3 separate regions of the Homo sapiens genome follow, and regions 2 and 3 are each linked to region 1. A link is a loop called in an ENCODE intact Hi-C map of the cell type or tissue named here. Cell type or tissue: Calu3. All regions are shown on one strand.

What was found. Peaks named below come from ENCODE experiments on the same cell type or tissue, not always from the same donor. Only the 100,000 strongest peaks of a DNase experiment are listed, where the experiment ranks them.
Region 2: a loop joins it to region 1, with 1.8 times the contacts of the local background. A loop is called at or near these places in 4 of 110 quality-filtered maps.
Region 3: a loop joins it to region 1, with 4 times the contacts of the local background. A loop is called at or near these places in 4 of 110 quality-filtered maps.

Annotation. Positions count from the first base shown.
Region 1 is chr1:193,553,993-193,561,992 of GRCh38, forward strand. The region is part of intron 3 of LOC124904475 (a long non-coding RNA gene); the gene reads left to right. Among named protein-coding and RNA genes, the nearest start is that of LINC01031, 250 kb to the left of the region's middle. In Calu3, no CTCF peak of the experiment used is centred here; a DNase peak (open chromatin) is centred at 4,739.
Region 2 is chr1:193,458,806-193,466,805 of GRCh38, forward strand. All of the region lies in intron 2 of LOC124904475 (a long non-coding RNA gene), which reads left to right. Among named protein-coding and RNA genes, the nearest start is that of LINC01031, 160 kb to the left of the region's middle. In Calu3, no CTCF peak of the experiment used is centred here; a DNase peak (open chromatin) is centred at 4,316.
Region 3 is chr1:193,404,406-193,412,405 of GRCh38, forward strand. No RefSeq gene overlaps it. Among named protein-coding and RNA genes, the nearest start is that of LINC01031, 100 kb to the left of the region's middle. In Calu3, CTCF peaks have their summits at 2,574 (motif pointing right), 2,777 and 4,585; a DNase peak (open chromatin) is centred at 4,726.

The DNA of each region.
Region 1 (8,000 bases):
TATTTCTGTCAGCCAATGAATATTTACTTATGTCATCTGAATATTTCTTGTCAGTTAGATACCAAGTTTAAAATACACATACCTAATTAAAGATAATTTTGATTAAATAAAATTTAACTAGAACTTAACTTGAACTTTCATAGTTCGGATGCTCTATAATTCTTAAGTCCACAGATATTTAATCTCTCCATGCTGAAACTTGTTTATAAAAGTTTCTGATTAAAAACACTTCTTTCTTTTTGTTGGATTCTTGTCAATATGAAATTCACATACAACTTTGGCACCAAATTAGAAGGAGGGGTCTGTGACATGCGTAAATTATTACAGAGCTAATATGTAATACATTTAAATCTAAGGAGTACAGACATTGGTGTGACACTAATAAACCGTGGATTTTCTTGGTATTACTAGTACTATCATAGATCCATTTCCATTGCCCAATCTGAAACTCAGCTTGAATTACTAGACTAAAAATGAGGGAAAGCTATTTGTGTTTTTGACTCTGCCTTAGGCGTTATAATGTGGGCATAAAATCATGAAAAAGGGCAAATCAAAACATTTTGTTCATACTCTTTTTATTTAAAAAAGGTAGTAAAACAACCCTGAGTATGAATTAAGATTTTTAAAAGATTTGGAAATTTTCATGTAAGAGTTATGATAGGACAAGAGTTCTTTTGGACAAAAGCACTTTTATGGGTTATAATTTTCCATGTTGTTGAACAGAAATGACAAAACTAATGAGGAAAACAAAGTATGTTTTAAATTTTGAAATGCTAATTATATATTACAAGAATAATTTCATTTTTGGCTATTTAGTTTTTAAATTTTGATGACTAACACAACTCCGTGTTTTCCAGCACTAGCAAGCAGCGTTTAGATATTCTTTACAATTCTGAGTTTGGCGTAAAGTTGATTCTCAGGATACTAATGAAAGATTTATAGAGTTGGTCTAATACAATAATTGGAAGCCATTTCATAGTGGCCATGACAATCTTTCTTCCAGTTTTATAATTTTAATAGGTGTTATTGGACTTCTACAATATGGAGTGTGTATTTTTCTCTGTTAGTAGTTTACAACCAAGTGTGAGAATATACATATACAATAAAGACTAATATAAACCATATTAATTAGTTCAGGTATCAAAGAACTACAGAAACTTAGAAATTCAGGAAATTTATTTACATGATTCATTGCATTAATAGAGCAAAGGAAATATTATTTTGATCAATGCAAAAAACCAAACAACAAAAAAAAATCCCTTCAGAAAAATCAGTAAGTACTCTGTGGTGAAGGGCTTTTTAACCTCAAAGTCATCAACCGTAAGTTCGCACTTTGATTAATTTGATACCAAAATTTAAGGTTTTCACTTTTATGAAGGTCACCACATATACAATTCATGGGCAGCCAACAGGATGAAGAAGATATTTGCAATTCTAATATTGATGAGCTACTTTCTGAGTATAACTTACTCCTGCATATCAACAAGAAAAATCCAAAACGGTGCAGATAGGTAAGTTACTAAAGAGGAAAATCGAAAGGCCAACAAGTATATAAAGGTGAGGTAGGAGGCAGAACTCTACTCTGGAGGTGGGGCTTGGTCATCGGACCAAATTGAGGATTCGCTAAAACAAGTCAGGGGCAGAAGCACCTCCCCATAACACAGGCCCACCAATGTGCTGTGGCAATACCCAGAAATTACCACTTCTTTCCACGGCAACAAGGAGATAGCCTGGAAGTTACCACTCTCATTCTAGAAATTTCTGCATAAACTGCCCCTTACTTTGCATATTATTAAAAGTGGGTATAAATATGAATGAGTGCTGGAATGCCTCTAGGCTGCTATTCTGGGCACACTGCCTATGGTTAGCCCTGTTCTGCAAGGAGCAGCACCACTGCTGCTGCTGTACACTGCTGATTCAATAAAAGTTGCTATTTAACACCACTGACCCACCATTGAATTCTTTCCTGGAGGAAGCCAAGAATCCTGCTGGGCTAAACCCCGATTTGGGGGCTTGCCTGTCCTGTATCAAAGGGATGTCCAATTCAAATAATCAGAGAAATGAATATGAAAACAATTAACACTTCTGAGAAGTCATCAAACTGTTTTTAAAGGGCCAGATAGTAAATACCTTAGGCTTGGCAGGCCCTATTGTCCCTTTGCAATTACTCAACCCTGTCACAGTAGCATGCAAGCAGCCTAGGCAATACATAAACAAATGGGCATGGCTGTGTTCCAATAAAACTTTATTTATATAAACATGCAGCTGACCAATAGGCCATGGTTTGCACATCCTTTTTGCTGCCAACAATTAGAAAGATGGACGATGGCAACTTTTTCAGGCATGTAAGAATATTGAAATTAACATGGCGCTGGTAGGAGTTGATTGTGGCAGCCACATACTACCTTGTTATATTTAGCATTATGTCATATTAAGTATCCTTCAACCCAAACTTCTACTTCTGAACATATGTCCCACAGACATTCTTTAACAGATTCATGGGACACATGTCTGAGGCTGTTCATTGCTGCATTGTTTGTGGTGGGGAGAACTGAAGGCAATCCGTTACCAGGGGAGTGGATGCTAAGATGTGGTGGATTTACTAAATGGAGAATCAAGCAGAACTTCTGTGCAACGGGCTAGATGAACAGACAGTTATATGGATGGAGCTTAACAACAGTTCTGATTAAATGGTGAAAAACAGAAGAAAATAGAAAATAAACACCCATTTATAAAAATGTATGTACACCGCGCAAAACTACAGTCTTTCAGGAACACATGCAAACAAACGTATACATGTAAACACATTAGAAGGTGTCCATGGAAGAAATCGGGAAATGGCGATTACAAGAAACAAAATGTGAAATAGGACTTTGGGAGACCCATGATGACAGGGTGTTAGGGACTCAGGAGAATGAAACACTCAACCCTGTAATGGAGAGAAAAGGAATAGGAAATGGAAGAAGAGGCAAATCTTCTAAGGAAGTGCCACCAAAAGAAGGCTACTTCAACCTTCCGTGAGCAGTGAGCAGCCAAGCTCCCCAGAAGCTCCTTCCCTGCTGAAGAGCTAGGCCCGCATTCCTTTTCCAGGATCTTTGCTGTATGAATTGATGCCATATGACATCCTCCCTGGCTCCACTCTGTCTGGTTCATGGGCCCAAACCCCACCCTTAACACCATCTCCATTTTGCTGACCTGGGTCTAAGACCCTTTGTTTCAGGACCTGTTTTTGTCTGTCTGCTCATGGCACCTTTAGATTTGACATTTCCGGCCGGGCGCGGTGGCTCATGCCTGTAATCTCAGCACTTTGGGAGGCTGAGGCAGGCAGATCAAGAGGTCAGGAGATCAAGACGATCCTGGCCAACATGGTGAAACCCCATCTCTACTAAAAATACAAAATCAGCTGGGTGTGGTGGCACACGCCTGTACTCCCAGCTACTTGGGAGGCTGAAGCAGGAGAATCGCTTGAACCTGGGAGGGGGAGGTTGCAGTGAGCCGAGATCGTGCCACTGCACTCCAGCCTAGTGACAGAGCAAGACTCTGTCTCAAAAAAAATTTTTTTTAAATATATTTGATATTTTCATTTTTTGCCTTCACTTGGAATTGTGTGTTTAGTCCTGACTTAATCTGTTCTATAGTGGTTGGTCACACTCAGTCCTACCTCAACCATAGTGCCTCAAACTAGACCCATGATAAGGTAGATGGGAAACTCAGAGTTCTAATGAAAAAGACAAAATTTCCTTGTATTAATGCAAGCTATAAAGAGCTGTCCTAGGCATCCTGTCTATGCCAATCTGTAAGAGAATCCACTTCTCTAAAATAAGCAAATGAATAAGTAAAGTACACAAGATTAGAAATCCTTAGAATTTTTACTTTAAAATTTAAACCCTTACCACAGATAAACTTCTCTAAGTGAATAGTTGAAATTTTTTGTGTAAAATTCAACATAGTTTTGGGGTATGAATAGCCTCATCTTTGCCAATCTATATACTTTCTATTCAAAGCCCTAATTTTTATAGGTAGATAGAGAACTGGGCAAAATAAATTTCCTAATCATTTTGCAGGCTATAGAATAGTACAGAGAGCGGTATCTCTGAAATGATTTGAGTATTACCCTGTTTCAAAGAAGATAAGATTTGGGGACTTCCTTCAAACACCTGCTTGGATACTTGTATACCCCACAACAAAACAGCCTAATATTTGGTGGTACAAATTTACAGAGAGAGAAGAATGCATGTTGCTTTCTTTAATGTAGGATCTTCATTTTGATAAAAGGACTTAGTGCAATATAGTTTTTAAATAATAATTTGTCTAATAATAATCTGATTTTGTTAAAAAATAGATCCATGTTGAATTTCCCACATATTAAAAAAGCAAGGTAGACATATTTCTCAAATGCATTCCACACATGATGCACTTTGTAGGTACTTATAAATCCTTTATCTTAGAGAGTATTTCTTCTCAAGTTTGCTCATTGTTGGAATGACTCCCTGTGTAATTTCCACTTACATTTAGATTTTGTTGTTTATAACAATGTGTTCCATTCAGTACAAAAGGGAAGACCATCTAGAGATGACTCATAATCTTATAGAGGTGGTTTAGTCATAGCTTTTCTAATTCTGTTCAACCACTGGAGCTATTAGCTGTATTTCCTTCTCCCAGATCCAAACCATAAACACCCGACTGCCTTAGCATCTGCCAGCATCACCAGGCATCTGGACCAGTGGTAACGGTGTAGCCAGAAGTCACACAGAGTTGTCCGGGTCACTTCCTTGGGCAATCTTATCCTGACCTTGGCACTAAGATCTGTTGGGTGTTGTCCAACAAAAGTTTCCTCTTGTAGTGAGAATTCACTAAGAGTGTCAAAACGTCTTTGCTTTTTGTGGGTATGCTTGGCAGGCAACCCTATTTCCTCATTTCTACTTGATTTTTCTCAACCTCCTGACTGTGTCAGCAATTGTTGACTTTTTGGTGAGTGTTAGTACCAATTTGACTTCTCTGGATGAAATAGCTGGATACTGATTTTTATTTTACTTTCTGTTACAAAGGTAACTATTTGTCTTCTTGGTGACATAAGTGATCTGGCTACCTGCAATGTCATTTTACTTAAGCTGTGCAGAGTGGATGAACATGATACAAAAGCATGGTTGTGTTAGGGGGACAGTTCTTGGTCTGCAAACAGTGTATTTTCAAAAGGTTTTTAAAAATTAATTTACAATTTGGGGAAGAAGAAAATGCACTTGACACCTAGGCCTCTAGGAGAATATATTTTATAAAAATAAGTAAATATATATCTTGAGTAATATAAATGCCTTGGCTCTAGTAAACCAGGTGAAAATACTGACTCTTGGATTTATGATGTCTTAGGAGGATTTTTTTTAAAAAGAGGATTTTCCTCATTCCAATCTTTCAAAAGCATAATCCTCTAGATTTAAAGAGATTCACTGCTGTTTGAAAGGGGTCTGAGCTGTTAAAGTTCTCTTGGGCAGCCAGCATGCTGAAGCCTCTGAGTAGGTATGTGAATCAGCAAGATATTTTTTTCCTTTTAGTTTCAGTGCAGTGGGTAAAGCCTGACAAATAAATCCAACGGGAGTAGGAGATTGGAGATGAACCGTATTTTAGTGAAAAAACTACGAACAAGAGCTGTTAGCTTATTTCTTTGCCACATAAAGCGCATAACCAAGTACAGTACTAAGTAAGTGTCCTTAAGGCACTTAAATTCTTGATGACTGACTTGCTAGAAAACCATATTCACTCACTTTGGGTGGCATCTTTTGACTGGGGATCCTTACAATGTTAGCTGTTTAGCCTTGTGCAGCTGTATACTTCTAGCAAGATCACACATGAAACTCATGCTGTAACTCAGATGAGCAGAAGAAATATGATGGGTTCTATCTATAAACCATCTGATTTTAAAGAAGAATTTCAGCGGTTGGTTTGGATAATGTCCAGTCTTTCTTAGAGAAGAATGCTCATTCTATTAGAGTTTCAATGAAGACCTAGGAAGGGAGGAATATGGCCTATGCAATCTCATGATGAGGCAGAAGAACTGAAGTCCATGGATAAAATGCCCTTAGAGTGTCCTGTGGTATTGAGGCAATACCTCTACCCACTTTTCCACCCGGGCATTTGTAGATGAGACCTGTGGCTGATGTAACCACTGATCTGGTCTCTTTCAAATTTGCTTCTGCTGACTGCAGGTCCTGAATGTCTGATGCATCCTGTAGCCCACTGGTCCTTCTTCCCTTATCCATCCCTCCTGCAGTGGGCCTTTTTGATGTGCTACTCTTCTTCAGCTCAGAATCCACAACATAAAGAAAGGACAGCTGAAGAAAGTGATTCTCAGTGTTTCCAGTTGTCTGACCCCATAGCCCTACCAGATTTACCATGACGTGTCTTGCTCGAGGAAGGAAAGGGAAGCCCTGCCCTGCATCGTACCCTCCTTTTGTTACTGAGAGCTGTGACCACTGACTTTACTTTCCTCCCTCCTCTTTCTCTCTTCTCCAACTCAAAATACCTAGGGTCTGGATTAGAATGACCAGCCATGCTGGTTTTCCCAGGACTAAGGTAGTTTTGCTGGATGTAGGACTTTGATTTTCAAAATCTAGAAAGTCTAGGCAAATTGAAAATAGTCGGTCACCTTTTTTCTCAATTCCAGCCTATTGAGTGATTCTCAGTAGTAAATTGGGATATTTTCTCTACACACAGAACTCTATGGTCTAAATTCTTTTGATCTCGTTAAAGATATTCTGATGAGGGAGCAAATCTTTTTGCAAGATTTGCTTCAAAATGCTATTTATAAACATAGAATCTCACTCTTCTAGAACTGTGTCCCCATACCAGAAAAAGAAAATCTTGAGCCAGCTCTAGAATATATTATACATTTAGGAAAAATAAAGAGAAAATGTGAAAACTATCATTATTATATAAAAAACTCTCCTTTTAAGAATAGAATAAGCTTATCCCATTTAACTGAAGCAGTGATTTTCACAGTGAATTTCTATGACAGCTAAATTTTAGTGAGCTGTTTCAGGGTTTTGATTCAGCTTTCACTAAGCAATATGTGCATATTTCTTATATATATTCATATAGATGTATAGATATCTACATGTATATGTGTATATGAATAAAAACCATTATTGAAAGTCAACACATGGCTGGGCATGATTGCTCATGCATGTAATCCTAGCACTTTGGGAGGCCGAGGAGGGTGGATTGCCTGAGCTCAGGAGTTCAAGACCAGCCTGGGCAACAGGGTGAAACCCTGTCTCTACTAAAATACAAAAATAAAAAAAAAAGCCGGGCATGGTGGCGGGCACCTGTAGTCCCAGCTACTCGGGAGACTGAGGCAGGAGAATCGCTTGAACCTGAGAGGCGGAGGTTGCTGTGAGCCAAGATCGCACCACTGCACTCTAGCCTGGGTGACAGAGTGAGACTCCAGCTCAAACAAAAAAAAAAAATGTCAACACACACTTTTAAAATAATATATTCCTTAAAATACTGCCAAATGAGACAAAGTATCCTTTCCAGAATAATACATTTTTTTGGATTAGTATTTTATGCATATTAATTTCTCTTGCCAGAACTTGCAACAAATTTCCTGTCATCTCACTCATAACTCTTCACATTTTAAATTACCACAAGTGAATAGAGACCATTTTTTTCTGTTTATTGTTTTATCTCTCACACCTAGCATGACTCCAGGTCCACGGGAATATTTAGTAAACACTTTCTGAATGAGTGACTAAGTTCTGAGGTTGCAATGTTTTGTCATTTGTAGCTATTTACCTGCAAAAATCAAAATTTTTCTATGTAGTACGCATGCAAAGCCAAAAACTGAAGCAAATGGAAAACAAGGATGATATTCATACTGTAATGTTTGTAATGGCTCTTTGAAGAATTATTTCTATTTTGTTAACTTTTGTTTTCTCAACACAGGAATAGTTTCCATCACTTAGCAAAGGTTCAATAAATATTTTTTGAACTAGTGAAACTGGTGT
Region 2 (8,000 bases), 95 kb before region 1:
AATTGTCAGACATTCTCTTTATTCTAAAAAAATAGGTTGACCCACATTTAGATGTTTTCCTACTCAAAGGACTTTGAAAGAACTTTTTATGTAACACTTAGTCATTGCCCTTTTCACAGTCCCTCTTCCGCTGCTTCTAATTAGGCTCTTTGGTAGCTGGAATCGTCATTTCCCTGGCATGAAGGCACATGGTACCAACTTGTTGGTTGCTTGATTTGGAGGGTCAAATATGGACTTGCTTCTTTTGGTCTACCTTGCTATTGTGCTTTTTGCAGGTGGAGTTGACTTAGGTTTGTCTTTTCACTTTGGCCTTTCTTATCTGTTCACGTTTTCATCTTTATTTCCTAGTCTTCTCCCTCTATTCTCTGACATTCACTTAATCTAACCCCTTTTATCAGGTCTTCCAATATTTCCCTTTCTTGTGCCTTAAATGTTTCTAGACTTTCATCTGAATTTATGTGCTTACCTTGATCTTTTCTCATTTTCTAATACTTATAAGCTCATGTCTTCATATCAAGGCGGGCTTCATGGGCACATGACCTATGCAGGTACACGCTTAGAAGGACCCCACACTTGGTTTAGTGCTCTGCTCTTACCATCTTATTTTTTTTAATACGTTTTGAACAAGAACCTCTGCCTGTTCATTTTGTATTGGTCCCCACAAGTTAGGTAGATGTTCCTGGTTGTAGTTATTTTTTCCCCTTTCTAGTTGGGTAAGTGGTTTTTGTTTTAATCTTGAATTCTTTTTCATTCCTCATAATATTTTTAATTTATTCCCTTCCTGTGGTACACTATTCTGACTGCTATTTTAATGTAGTCATATTAGCTCCTTTTATTTCTCACATCCTTCAGGAACATTTAGCTTTATAGAAAAATTGTATATAGTCAACTTTTTATTAGCCACCCTGACTAAGAAAGAAGAGAATGAGAGAATCAATAAAGATTGCAGTTCGCAAAGGGAATAATTTTGGGAGAGCACTGTATGGTTTTTCCCCTTTGTGAGACTTATCTTTTTATTCTTGTTTGCTCAGGTTAATTGGTTTGCACTCCCTGAATACACAATAATTGGTGGTTGGGGGACCCTGCTGAGTGGCAGAGGTTAGCTAACCTGAAGTTAAATATCTCTACTAACAAAGGAGATTGATTGTCCCTATATTTTCTGTTTCTAGACATAAGAAATGAATCATTTTTTGGTTTTCAGTTTTACCTGAGGAGATTAGTAGGATGTAAAGACTTTTCTAATAATATTAAAACACCATTTTTGGATTTGACAAACCAAATTTCCCATCCTTATCTTTTTATCTGGTGGCAGTCTGAATCAATTTACCCTGTGATCCTGTCTGCTGGGAAGCATTGAAATAGTAAGGAAGTCTGATGTGCCTGCAGGTTAATCCAGCTGTCTGGGTGTAAGTTATTATTATTATTTTATTAAAAACAGTTTATGTCACTTATTAGGTGCCAGGCATTTTTCTACACACTTAAAAATACAATTTGATTTAATCCTATGAGGTAGGTATGATTAATTATCCCTATAATATAGTTTAAGAAACTGAGGGAAAAGTAAGTTATATGACTTTCCCAAAGATACTGCCATTTAATGTTAGAATGAGGATTTGCACCAGGACAGCCTAGTTCAAGTTCCTGTGCCTACACCCTATATCATGCTGCTGTTCTTTTATTATTATTATTATTTTTAATTTTATCTATTCAGCCCCTTATAGAGTTGGAAGTCTGGATGACTGACGGAATAAAGCCTTATGGTAAAGGACTTTCTAAAAGTCTCTATTTCTTTACTTTTCTTCAGTTGGCAATACATAATAACAATGTAAGTGATTCACAATATGTAAACATCTAAACAAACCTAGATACTAAAACTGCATGTGACTCTAAAGTGAAAATATCTGAGATGCCACATGGTTCTTACTGAGACAAATACTTGACAGTATATTCCTGGGGACTAACGTTAAAGAGATGCTTCACTAACTGTCACAATCCCTTTTGGAAACTTGTGATCACAGCTGGTGACATCCCTGACATCTTTTATCTGTTCCCATACTTTTTCTTTCGGCTAGACATTACAGACTGTGGAGTTAGATGGCCAATCAATGTGCTGCTTCAGAATCAATAGATCTCAGTAAGCATTCCATTAGGCCCAGGAGCCTTTCCATTTCTCAGTTCTGTCTGGGCTTTGCACATTCTTTCATGAAAAAAGAGAGTTTGGGGATTATTTTCTCTACCTGTAGCTTCTCATGGACAAATGAATCCCCTATCATTATAGAAATCTAGTCAATAAAGCTGTCAGAATTCTTAAAACATTGACAGTAAAGCCAAGTTCGTGTACCTAACCTCTGTAGTAAGTTCTGAGTGTGAAATATAAGAGGAGGAAATGATATTTATAAGAAAGTGCCTTGAAGTTAAAAAAAACACAAGGTAAAAATATTAGATGATAGAAAAGAATCATGAACTTGCAAGTTGGGAGAACTGAGTTCGTGGCTTGGTTTTGCTACTGAGAATTCTGGTTAGTTAAATCTCTGCAAAATGAGTGAATTTAACCTGATAATTGTTAGTGTTCAGAACAATTAACCTGATAATTATTAGTGTCCAAATGCCACATTTTTTAACTTTAAATAATTTTACTCCCACAAGCCCATTTCTATCCCAGGTTCCCAGACAGATAGACATCTGTGGAATTTGCATGTTCCAAAGTAGTACGAGAAATGGCACAGGACTGTTGTTAGTATGGCCTCTACTCCTTTCTCTTTCTAGCACCTAAGCATCAAGGGTGGAAAGGGAGACTGGAAGTGCAAGTCTGAAAGGAGAAAAAAGAAGGTGAAACCAGTCTGCAGGAGAAATGACTGGGAATTTAGAAGGAGTGGGCACCCACAAGAGAAGAGAAGACACGAAGTGAGAAAAGGCTGCTGCTTGCCAAGGCACTTTTAAGAACGGGACATCTTATCACTTTTCAGTTGTTTGAGCTTCTTGCTCCCCAGACTTTCAGCTAAAATTGTGGCTGTTTTGTTGGCGGAAATCAGTGAAAAGAAAATGAGTTCTGTGTCTAGTTCAGTTTACAGCAGAGGCAAGACGATGCCTGAAGCAGGTGGCAAGGAGTGAAAGGGGAGTGTGCATGGAAGCAGCAGGTCAGAGCCAGAGTTTATCATGAAAGTCTGAGCCCTCGCAAACATGGTTCATGCACAACCCATAAAATTTCATCAAACTCTCAGTCTCAAAAATTTGTGTAGGAAGAGCCTGACATGAATGCTGCAAATACATGATTATTATTCCTAGACATATCTAAGGGCATCTAAAATTATAAAATTTATAGTGATATTGCTTAAATTACATTTTTGAATATCTCACTCATACATGTATTACCTATATTATTATACTGTTAATTATACCTTCATTGATTTTTTTTAAATTTTATTCTTTTGTTTTAAGTTTAGATGTGGATGCATTTTCTAAAAACTACAAGATTACCCAAACAGAACCGATTGAATTTCAAGGTTAGGAAGTTTTTCTAATAATAATTTATGGTCCAAGTATAATGTGATGAAGTGTGCTTGTAGGTACCAACCTGAGACTATATTTGGCAAGAGTTGAATAAAATATGGGGGAAATGATTTCTAGCCTTGTTAGAAATGCCCTCAGAATGCATTGTTATTTCTAAAGAATGCTGCATTGTATATATGCAGATATTTTTCAGCCAAATCGCTGAATTTGTAGAGATTTCATATCACATAAGATTTGTTTCCAATGCATTTTCTTCTGAAACTATAAGAAGACTAGCTTCTCTCTTAATTTCTAAGAAAAATGTTATAAACCTTTATTATGATGGTACAATTTATGAAACAATGTAAATTTTACATTTTCACTTTTGAGAGTTATTTTTCCCCAAGCCTCTGCCTTTTTTGAGTATTTGCAAAGCTCTGCAAATGACAGGCGCATCCACAATGCAAAGAATAATCTTCCTTTGGGGCTGTTCCTGGGGTAGTGATTAGTAGCGTCTTCACTGAATATTTAACTTCCTCAAAACTGCTTATCTGTGCTGTGGATCAGTGCAAGATCTGGGTGAGCTGTTGCTACTTTACATAATTAAGTTTCTCTTGCCAAAAAAAGAGAAAGTAACAAAATATGAAGCAAAAGAAGCCGAAAGTTGGACTTTTAAAACATTCTCCCTTCATGTTATTTTCTCATTGAAAATAACCTGAAACAAAAGCAAAATATTTGAGATTTAGGAGGGAGTTTATGCAGATCAGTCAGGTTGACAGCTCACATTTTCTTGCAAAACTCTTAGGAATTTTCCTCCGCAAATCCCTCCGCAGTCAGTGATAAGTACTAAATGCCACAAAGAAAACAATTTCCCATTGTTCAAAAACTGACTGGTGAAGTATTGTGGGTGAGGCAAAAAAGAGGGTAGGGAGAGAAATTCTATTGTAGGGAAACTAATGCCAGACAGAGCTATTAACTCAAATGTACTGAAATGATAGATAATTCAAGCTTCTCATGTCACTTTAAATTAGTAAAAAATCACTGCACAGGATTTGTGCTTAATCCCATTTTTTATATGTAGAAAATAGGCCCCAGAATTAGGTTGACGTGTACTTTTAATGTGTAGATAGGACATCTACTCACTTTCTAGGCATGTGTGGATGAAAAAGACTTTGCTTGCTTAGTTGCACGTCATTCTTAGTTCCTTCTCTTTTGAGTGTGCTAGCGTACCCAATGGAATCCCCTCCCCTGTATTTATTGAACGCTATAATGTATGGGGGTGTCTTTTCCTGGTTAGTGTAATAGGAAAAATTGCATTTGCTTATCTATTGCAAATGAAAATCATCTGGGGAATATAAAAAGCATTTTCAATTCTGCTACCATTATTTCAGAAGCAATCAAATGCAGAGGAATGAAAGTCAAACACGGAGAAAAATGCTGATGGATTGGGCAATGTGCATGGCTCTCTGGGACCATCATTATTTCAGTATTCAAGAGGAAAATGCACATTTGAAAGATGGTAAATTCCATCACATACAATCAATCATTCATCTCCTCTAGCAACAATAATTGTGGAGGAGATAGTGTTCAGACATTAACTAGGTAGTCATCCCTGCTTGTTTGTTAGTTTGTTTCAAGGCATACTAAATCTTATGCAACGTTATGTGGACATCTCAGATGATTTTCAGATATTGGTACTTAGTACCAATCACCTGCAAATAATGAGGTCAAAGTAAACACTGCAACCTCAAAGGGCAAGATGCTTAGCATTGTCTTTCATCTAAAACATTTTGTCCTTTCATTCCAGATTTTAAAAATAGGTTATCTGCCTGCATTTTATGCATTTTTCTATCTTTATAATCTGAAGGTGATTTTATTAATACAGTAAATCTTGGTCAAGTGATACTTTAGGAAGATGCTTTTTCTGGGTAAACTAAAAGCCTGACGTGGCTCTTCCTGATGTTCTTAAATATTTTATTAGCAATGTCTCTCCTCACCCCTTGCCTATTCATAGTCTCTTTCAGTTTAATGATATAAAGCAGGTGGTAGGGTTGTCAAAACTGGGTTTCCATTAGAAACAATCTCTGGGAATGTGGTGTATTTTCTCCCTTATTTTTCTCATTATTAGATATCTCAGGCTCAAAGGCCCATATGGCAGTTTGGAGAAAGATATGTCCTGTTCAAAACCAATGTTCTGAGAGTTTGAGAGCCGTGAAATCAGATATCATAGTTTTTACACTTTTTCAAAGCTTTCAATTGTGAATTCTGGATTTCTCTTTTTCTTTCGAACTCTGAAAAAAGCCCAATCTCTAACAGCACCTCCCCTCCCACCCCCTTCTGGTACTGGCTGTAGCAGTACTTAGGAAGGGAAGAGTGTCTTACAGGAGGTGGAGACACATTTATACACCAGTCTTCATGCTTGGGAAAAAGCGATTTAGTCACTGTTAACTTCTTTAATTATTGATGGTTCAGAAAATGTTATCTTTCTTATCTTTTATTTGTAACACTTTTCCCTAAATAAAAGTGAGGCTGGATATTCAAATTATTATTTAGTGCAAGAAACTAAAAATAGCTTTCCCTCTTTTTAGATTTTTTTTGACAACAGAGATGATACATTATATGTGTATATTTTACCTTAATAAAAAGACTTAAAAAAAAAGAAAATTAAAGAGAAAAATAGAAAGAAAGGTAGGAAAGGCATAGAAGGGGATATGACACTTTAGAATCTCCTAGCTTAGAATGTGACAGAAGGAGAGTGTTAGTAAAACTGAGGAGGCTGGGTGCGGTAGCTCACGCCTGTAATCCTAGCAATTTGGGAGGACGAGGTGGGCTGATCACTTGAGGTGAGGAGTTTAAGACCAGCCTGGCTAACATGGTGAAACCCCATCTCTACTAAAAATACAAAAAATTAGCTGGGCATGGTGGCAGGCCCCTGTAATCCCAGCTACTCGGGAGGCTGAGACAAGAGAATCACTGGAATCCGGGAGGTGGAGGTTGCAGTGAGCTGAGATCGACCCATTGCATTCCAGCCTGGGCAACAAGAGTGAAACTCCATCTCAGAAAAAAAAAAAAAAAAAAAAAAAAAAAAGAGGGCCATTCCCTGCTTTATTTGACATAATCTAAAAGCTCCTATCATTTCCTCCTTTTAAAACCTTTTATTGAAATACAATATACACACAGAAATGGGCACATATCATAAGTACATAGCTGGATGCATTTTCACAAGCTCACACACCAGGTAATCAATACCCCAGACCAAAACAAACAAACAAACAAACAAACAAACAAGAAGCAGGCCTAACAGCATCCAGAAGCCCTCCTCGTGTTTCCTTCCAGTTACTACCCCTCTCTCCCAAGGGTGACTGCTATCCCAACTTCCAGCAGCATAGCCTGTTTTTTGTCATTTGGCATATATAAATGAAAAATATTATATATACTATATATATAGTATATATGTATAAATAAATAGTTTATATATGTCTAGATATCTCATAGTGTATATACTGTATATATTACATATTGTATACACTATATGACATGTACTATATATCTATAATAATGTAGATAGTATATATCTATATATACTAGTATACTATATACAATAAATGGAATAATGCAGAATACACTCTTTTGCCTGCCTTCTTTCACTCATATTGTGTCTGTGAGATTCCTCTATGTTGTTGCATGCTGTTTTAGATTGCTCATTGATCCACTACCTTCTAACTATTTTAATTTGATATTATACTTGTGAATAGCCATTATTTTTCCTTAGCGAGATGAGAGTGATTAAGAGCACAGAATTTGGAACCAGGATATCTGTGTTGAAAGCCCAATTCTTCTACTTATTAAGTATATCATTTTAGGTAAGTTATGCAAAGTCTGTTGCTTTAATATCTTTATCTGGGGGGCAGATAATATCTTCCTTGTGGGGTGGGCCCTTAATGAGGTATATATTAACTTTCACTAATATGTGTAAAGCATTTAGAGTGTCTGGCATATGTTTAGCACTATGTAAGTGTAAGGTATTATTGGTTCTAACTTGTACTTCATTTTTCTCCTTCTATATTGCTTCAGTCTCTGAGCACAGACTGGAGGAATAATGTATGCTAACTCATCAACATAGGGAAGAGGTGCTTTTGGCAGAAATAAAAGAGGTTCTTGACATCACTTGCCTTTTGCTCCTACTCTATTAATTTAATTTAATTTTTTTTTTATTATTTTGTTGTTGTTGTTGAGATGGAGTCTCGCTCTGTCGCCCAGGCTGGAGTGCAGTGGCGCAATCTCGGCTCACTGCAAGCTCCGCCTCCCGGGTTCATGCCATTCTCCTGCCTCAGCCTCCCAAATAGCTGGGACTACAGGCGCTCGCCGGCACGCCCGGCTAATTTTGTTTTGTATTTTTAGTAGAGACGGGGTTTCACCATGTTAGCCAGGATGGTCTCGATCTCCTGACCTCGTGATCCGCCCACCTCGGCCTCCCAAAGTGCTGGGATTACAGGTGTGAGCCACTGCGC
Region 3 (8,000 bases), 150 kb before region 1:
GAGATGATTGTTGTTGCTGGAATTATTTGAAGGCTTGATTGGGTTGGATGTCTAAGATGGCTTCTTCATTTACTTATCTGGCATCTCACCTGGGAGTGTTGGGATACTGTGGGCTGACTTCCAGGTTTTTCTGTCTCTAGTATGGCATTCTTAAGATAGTTGGGCCTGTTACACAGTAGCTGGCTTCCCTCAGCGTAAACATCCCGAGACTCAGGTGGAAGCTGATGGCTTCTTATGACCTAGCCTCAGCAGTCATGCAGAATCTTTCTGCTATATTCTATTGGTCAAATATGAGTCACAGGGCCAGCCTAGGTCCAAAATGAGGGAACATAAAGGCGTGACTATTTGGAAGCGTGGTTAATTAGAAAGCCACCTTTAGAGAATAACTACCATTTGACAAATTTTATATGGAATGTGATATTCTTCCATTGTGTAGAATACCATTCTACAAATTACGTATCTTTTCATAATTTCCTTTGGCATAATAAATGTTTTAACATTTTAAATGGTGTGGTAGGCAGAATAATGGCCCCAAAGATGTTCACGTCCTAATCTCTGGAACATATGAATATGTTGGGTTACATGGCAAAAGGGAATTAAGCTTGCAGGTGGCATTAAGATTGCTAGTCAATTAACCTTACGGTAGGGAGAACATCCTGGGTTATCTGCGCAGGCCCAGTGTAATCACAAGGGTCCTTAAAAGTAGAAGAGGGAGGCAGAAGAGGAGGCAGAGTTAGAAAAGGAGACGTAACCATGTAAGCAGTTAGAGCGATGAGATGTGAGAAGGTCTTGGCTTTCCTTTGCTAGTTTTGAAGGTGAAAAAAGGGGTCCATAAGCCAATGAATGTAGGAGGCATCTAGAAGGTGAATAAGTCACGGAAATAGATCCTATCAAAACCTACAGAAAGGAAAACAGCTTTGACTTTGGCCCTGTGAGACCTGTGTTAGACTTCCAACTTATAAAACTGTAGGATAATAAAATTCATTGTCTTAAGCCACTAAACTTGTGGTAATTTGATATGGGAACAATAGAAAATAATACAAAAGGCAATGGAAACTTGAGAACAAATAGAAGGTATATCAGGCCTATGTCCCATCCATGTCATGCATATGTTCACTCCCTGAACAGTGTAGAAAATGACTCTTTAGTCCATCAAGGACCTTTAGTTATGATGTAAATGAAGCAATTTCAGGATGCTGGACCATTTTTATAATGTGGACAATGCTTTCTAAAAGGACATTTGATAGTAAAAGTGATATAAGAAGCTAAGGTACAAAACTTATGATGACTTCAGACAGAGTTACCCCTAAAATTCTGTGTTTTATAGCCTTTTCTCTACCTCAATCATTTGGGGTTGGGAAAATTAAATATTTGGGTTAAATAATCAAAATTCCTGGATAAAAACCCTTTATTCTTTCAAGAATAAAAATAAATCTATGGTATGCTTTCTTGTTTTGGTCAATTAAGGTGCAATTAAAAAAATAAAGCTCCAGGAAGGAAGTGTGCATAGGATACTATGTTATCTTTCAACCTTTTAGAGGGAGGGAGAAAACATGTCAGCTAGTTGGATTGTACTGAGATATTTGCAAAGTCCATCAAAGGTGGTAGGGCTAGATGGATCAGGAAAAATTCCTTCTTGATAAATTTTGTGAGAAATAGTCTGTAATCTCATGGACCATTATCTCTTTATGTGTATTAATTTTTATAGAAATCATTATCACAAAATAATATGTTAATATACAACAAAGGAGAAAATCAATTTGTGAACAAATCCCATCTATAATTCTACTATTCAAAGATTTACCTCTAATCCTTTGGTTATATAGTTTATACCTTCCAGATAAAAACACTCATAATTTTTTAGCAAGGGTGGTATTATATATTATTTTATTGTAATTTTAACTTGATTTTAAATTCAACATTATTTTGCTAACTCATTTCATTTCAATAAATATGTCATCATTATTATTAATAAATTTTATTGAGGTAAGTACATGTATAGGATTTACCATCCTTACCATTTTTAAGTGTACAGTTAAGTGGTAATAACTACATTTACATATCTCTATATATAATTTTCCCTTCATCATCCCTCCTTCTTATCCTTCCTGGCCTTTGGTAGCCACCAATTTAATTTCTATCTTCATGAGATCCACATTTCTAGCTGCCACATATGAGTGACAACATGGGATATTTGTCTTTCTGTGCTTGGCTTATTTCACTTAACATAATGACATTATTATTATTCTTGATGGCTGCATTGGTATTTCACTATATGAATGTACCATAATTTATTTAATCAATTGACATTGTTTGCCACTACACACTGTTGCTCAGCAATGCTGGAATAAACTTTCTTGCTCATAACATTTTTGAGCCTTTGTCAAATTTTTTTTTTGGATACTTTTCTAAAAATAGACTTTTAGGATTAATGTGCATGCATTTTAAAGCATTTTGATATACTCTACAGTTATTTTATCAAGCGAAAATTTCTGTTACCGTAAAGGACATTTTCCTGATCCCTCCTAGTTATTTGATCATTTTGTTCTCGGTAACATAAACAACTCTTCTTTCACATGCCAACGTGTGTCTTGGATGACCACTAGAGGTCGTCTAACAAATTAAATATTTCACTTGTGGCTCACATTTTTCAGTCAGAGGTTGACCTTTGTGTAAATCAGAGAGAAAAATAGTCTAGAGTTAATGCTTGCTAACTCCAATAACATTTAACATTAAAGTCAAATCTCTTTCCTCCCTCCACACCATCACCCACTTTTTAAAAAATGCCTTTGTGTCTGTGGATAACTCAACAGCCTTTGACTGTATTTTCTCTGTAGTAGAGAGGTTGTTTATGGCTTATTTGGAATATGTTTCTTTTTCTTGCACTTACTTGTTACTTTCACATATTTGGTCTCTTATACTTACTTAGTTTATGCCAAACAGCAAATCTAAGAAATCTTGAAGTAAAAATGCCTGTAAATTATTTTGAGCTGTTTTATTAAGGTGGTAGTTTTGCTATTGCATTTCTCCTGCCCCTCTATAATGATGTAGACTATATATGGAGGTACCAGAATTTAAGCAATTGGCATTGCTTTGTTAATACATTTACATCTTGATGAATATGCCATCATCATCATCATTTTTGGAGGCTGCAGTAATTACATGTTATAACCATTTAACATTGGTTTAAATATGTGAGAATTATTTCTTTCTATGCGCTATCATTCTATACATACGGGAAATAAGACAGAAAAGATTACGCAGCAAATATAAACGATTAAAAAATTTAAAAAGTTATGTTCTAAAAATCATCTATGATTTGTTTGGAGATAGGTTAGAGGTGACAAACACCATCTGTGATGGTAAGTTTTATGTGTTAATATGACTAGGCCATGGGATGCCCTGATGTCTGTTTAGATGTTATTTCTAGGTATGTCTATGAGGATGTTTCTGGGAGAGATTGACATTTAAACTGGTAAATTAAGTAAAGCAGATGGCCCTCCCCAAAGAGCATCATTCAATTCTTTGAGCGCCTGAAAATAACTGGATGGGCATCATCCAATTTTTTTATGTTTTGACAATGTCTAGTTCTGTCACCCAGGCTGGAGTGCAGTGGGGTGATCTCTGCTCACTGTACAACCTCTGCTTCCCGTTCAAGCAATTCTCCTGCCTCAGCCTCCCGAGTAGCTGAGACTATAGGCGCACGCTGCCACGCCTGGCTAAGTTTTTGTATTTTAGTAGAGAAGGGGTTTCACCGTGTTGCCAGACTGGTCTCGAACTCTGAGCTCAGGCAATCCGCCTGCCTCGGCCTCCCAAAGTGCTAGGATTACAGGTGTGAGCCACCGCACCTGGTCGGGCATCATCCAATTCTTTGAACACCTGAAAAGAACAAAAAGGCAGAGGAAGATTGGATTTGTGCTCTCCTCTGCCTGTCTGCTTGAATTGGACGTCAGTCTTCTGTCCTCGGTGCTCCTTGTTCTTAAGCCTTCAGGCTGGGTCCGGAGTCTACATCATCGGTCCTCTGGCTCTCAGGCCTTTGAACTACACCACAGGCTTTTCTGGGTCTACGGCTTGCAGATGTCAGATCATAGGACTTCTCAGCCTCTGTAATCAGTGAGTCAATAACTTATTGATATAAGTTATCTCTATAACCGTCTGTCTATCTATCGATCTATCTATCTATCTATCTATCTATCTATCTATCTATCTATCTATCCATCCATCCATCCATCATCTGTCTATCTCTCTATCTACCTAATCTCTATAGGTTCTGTTTCTCTGGAGAATCCTAATTCACCATTTAAATATACACTTGCTAGATATAGGAACATTAGTTTGTATTTGGAACATTTAGATAGTTATCCATATATCAACAAAGTTGTTATAGTGATCAAGGCAGCAGTGAGCCTCCTATTTTCTTCTCTGTCAGACGTTTTGTCCTACCAAACCCATGGCTGGAATTGCTCCAAAAGTGGCGGCAGGGGAATTTCTGCAGGGAAGTTCCCCAAACCATCCAGAGATGGGGCTGGTTAAGATTCTAAAGAAAGAAGCACTAAACGCCAGGGTGATGAATCTAAGGAATTTATTAGGGGAACTTACAGAGCGCTGCTCCAGTCCTTGTGGCGGACAGTGAGAGAAAGGGGCTGTTCTACCTAGGTATGTCTGAAATGAGGGAGTCATGTAGGAAGTTTTTATCAAGGGTTGAGGAATTTGGCTCAGGGCCCGGGGCCAGTTTCTTTTAGTGTTTTGAGCAACAACCTAGATAACTTTTTCAGTGTCTGGAAATGTTCAAGGCCGTGGTTTCGGTTCAAGCCTGCTGGAAAAAACTGCAGCTGGCGAGGTCACAGAGCAGCCAAGGCACTTCATGATTTGGGGTCAGGACATAGAAAGAAAGGGTGAGGGTGAGTCTGGGGGAACCTGCACAGAAGTAACAGGTTTATCTAAATGGTATATGTAATATAATGTAAATTATATGTATTTTTTGTTATAGTTACATTTTTATAGCACACACATATATGTAGACTTCATGTTTTTTTTAAGGTTAAAGACTTATGATAGTTGGTAGTAAGCTAATTTTTTCATCTTCTTTCCCTGTATTATGTGGAAGAGATTCTTTAGCAATCAATCTTTTAAGATATGGACTCCTTTTTAAAAACACACAATAAAATATCATTTTCCTAGAATCATTCAACTTCTCACTTCTTAATTCATATCCCATTTTCCTCCCAAACAATAAAAAAATTCACATAATATCGTCTGGCAATAATTTCTTGGAAGGCCTTTCATCATGGAAAAATGCCTTCAGTTTGGGTAGGTGCAGTGGTACAAATAACATTTGATTTCAGGGTGACCAGAAAACTATCAAACTAAATTGGCTGCTTATTGAAAAACACTCCTTGTATAATCTTTTTTCCTTACCTATAATCTTGTATTGGCAATGGCATAAGTACTGTGAAAGTTCTTCACAGTTTTCAAGCCTTTTGTTCTTAGGACACCTTTAGACTCTTAAAAATTATTGAGGCCCCTGAAGAGCTTTTGTTTATGTGTGTTATACCTAAGTATGTTTAGTAGATTCAAACTAAAAACTGAGAATATCTAAAAATATGTATTGATAATTTATTTTAAAAAATCCCATTACATGTTAAAATAAATAACATTTTAATAAAAATCTTATTTTCCAAAACTAAAAAAAAAAAAAAAAAGAAAAAACACTTTAGTTAGACGAGTGGCATTGTTTCACATTTTTGCAAGTTCCTTTAATGTCCGGATTAACTGAAGACAGCTAGATTCTGATATCTGTTTCTGCGTTCAATTTCTTGCAATATCACTGATCATGGAGCCTCTGAAAAACTTCGCTATATGCTGATGAAAGAATGAAAATAGAACAGTCAAATAGTATCTTAGTATGATTATGAAAATAGTTTTCACCTCATGGACTCCCTGAAAAGGTCTTAAGGACCCACAGGGGTTCCAGGCCATACTTTGTGAACCACTGTGATAGATTATACAAATGTGGCTATCCTTATACATCTTTATTGTAGAATAAAAACATTCATGAGAACCATTATTGCAGAGTGGTATAGGAGTGTTACAGTCTAGGGTTTGAAGAGCAGCTCTGCTATTCAGTTGTTTTGATATATTGGGAGAGTTAAACTTTTAAACCTCAGTTTCCTCATCTGAAAAATGGGGATAATAATATGTACTTCATGGGTTGTTTTTAAGGATTGGTATTCTTAGATACCTTCAATCTTTTGTGGTTTTAGTTATTATAAAGTTATTACTGAGAAACTGATGGACTTTGGGTATATTGATAAAGGACCCTTTCTGGTCCTCCAAAGTGGAGAACCTGGCTCTGTATTGTAAATTCAGAAAACCAGTGGATGGCAAAAAGATATTGTGGCACCTCTATGTAAAATTACTGCCACCTACTACTACTAGTATTATTCTATGTTATAGTGAAGACACTGAGGCTCACAGCGGTCGAGTCACTTGGAAAAGACCAATGCCAGCAGGAGAGGTGGAATGGTAATCTGCATGGTCCACCTACAGAATCCACACCTTTAACTAGTACCCTATACAGATTAACTAGTACTCCTAACTAGTACCCTCTCTAGGTAGTATTTTAATTGTCATACTACAGATTTTGGAATTTAAATCTAGAGTTTAATTTTTGTCATTTTCTGAGTACATTCCATATTATAGAAAAATTATTAAAATTTACCCCCATTATTAGATTTACCATGGGGCCACTGTTAAAAATAAGGGGTATCTAATGTGAAATTTTTCAGTCATTCACTTGTAGTTAGTCACAACTTCAAGTATTCATGAATATTACCATATTAACTTTAGTTATAATTGCTTTGCTTTGCATCTGGTCTGACTTTGTCAGAATCTCATGTTACTAATTGTATGGATGTGTTCTATGACGTTCTTTCCATAGAGTTTCTCACCTCCAATTGTGTAAGAGGTCTACTTTGTTTTTTTCTAACTAATACCTAATACAAAAATTTTATGTTTATATTTATGTAGCAATTACATGGCTGATTCGTATCTCAGTGTAAGAGGACAAAATTAATCTTTTCTGATGAGTTTTCTTACTTTTATCAGAGAAGAAACATCTGTGTAAATCTGCTAATATTCATTGTTTTTCTTGGATAAAACTATGAGGCACAATTTAGGTGATATATGCAATTTAATTTGTGTTAATAAGGGTCAGCATTACCATCTGGACTATAAAATAAGATCACTTCTTGAGGAAAAGAAATTATGGAATTTCTAAACTTGTTATAAGAGTTTCCTTTTAACAACATTTATTTAATTATGATTTAAAAGAAAAGTTCCATTCTTTGAGAGACAGTTTTAAAAATATTTCACGATTGAAGTCAGCCCAAATGCTATGAAATAACATGGTTTCAGCAGTTTGAAGAAAGCTCTGAATGAAGTGTGAGACGTTAGAGATTGATCATAGTTCCTGTGTGTGCTGGCTCCCACTACTTTAAAAGTTTCTGGCCTTCTTTGCCATCTCATCTCCTCTAAGCATTTTGTTTTTAATCTCTATTTAACCCTGAACTGAGTAAGTCTTTCCTCTCCAGGGTTTTTCATTGATCAAAGGCGTCAACAGCCTTCTTCCTCTGCGACTAATTCTCTCTAAAACAGACAAACCCCTACCACGCTGAGTCTATAAGGTTTCTAAATTGTTTCTTATGTGTTTCCATTTCTCTCTTCTGCACCCATTTCAACCCTTACTTCCAGCCCATCTTCATCTATATTTGCTATAAGCAAGCAGACTTTTCCTGTGTTAGATTAAGTTAAAACCCCAAATATTTTGTAAGATAGTTTTAAAAAAATTGTAGTTTTGAGGTGTAATTTTTGTTGTTGTTGCTTTGAACTAATTTTTCTAATGGGTCCCAAATTAATTAGATGACATACAGTTTTATATATCAGCCTTTATAATGTGGTATAGAATGATTATATATCATTCTTATACTTCTGGGGATTGT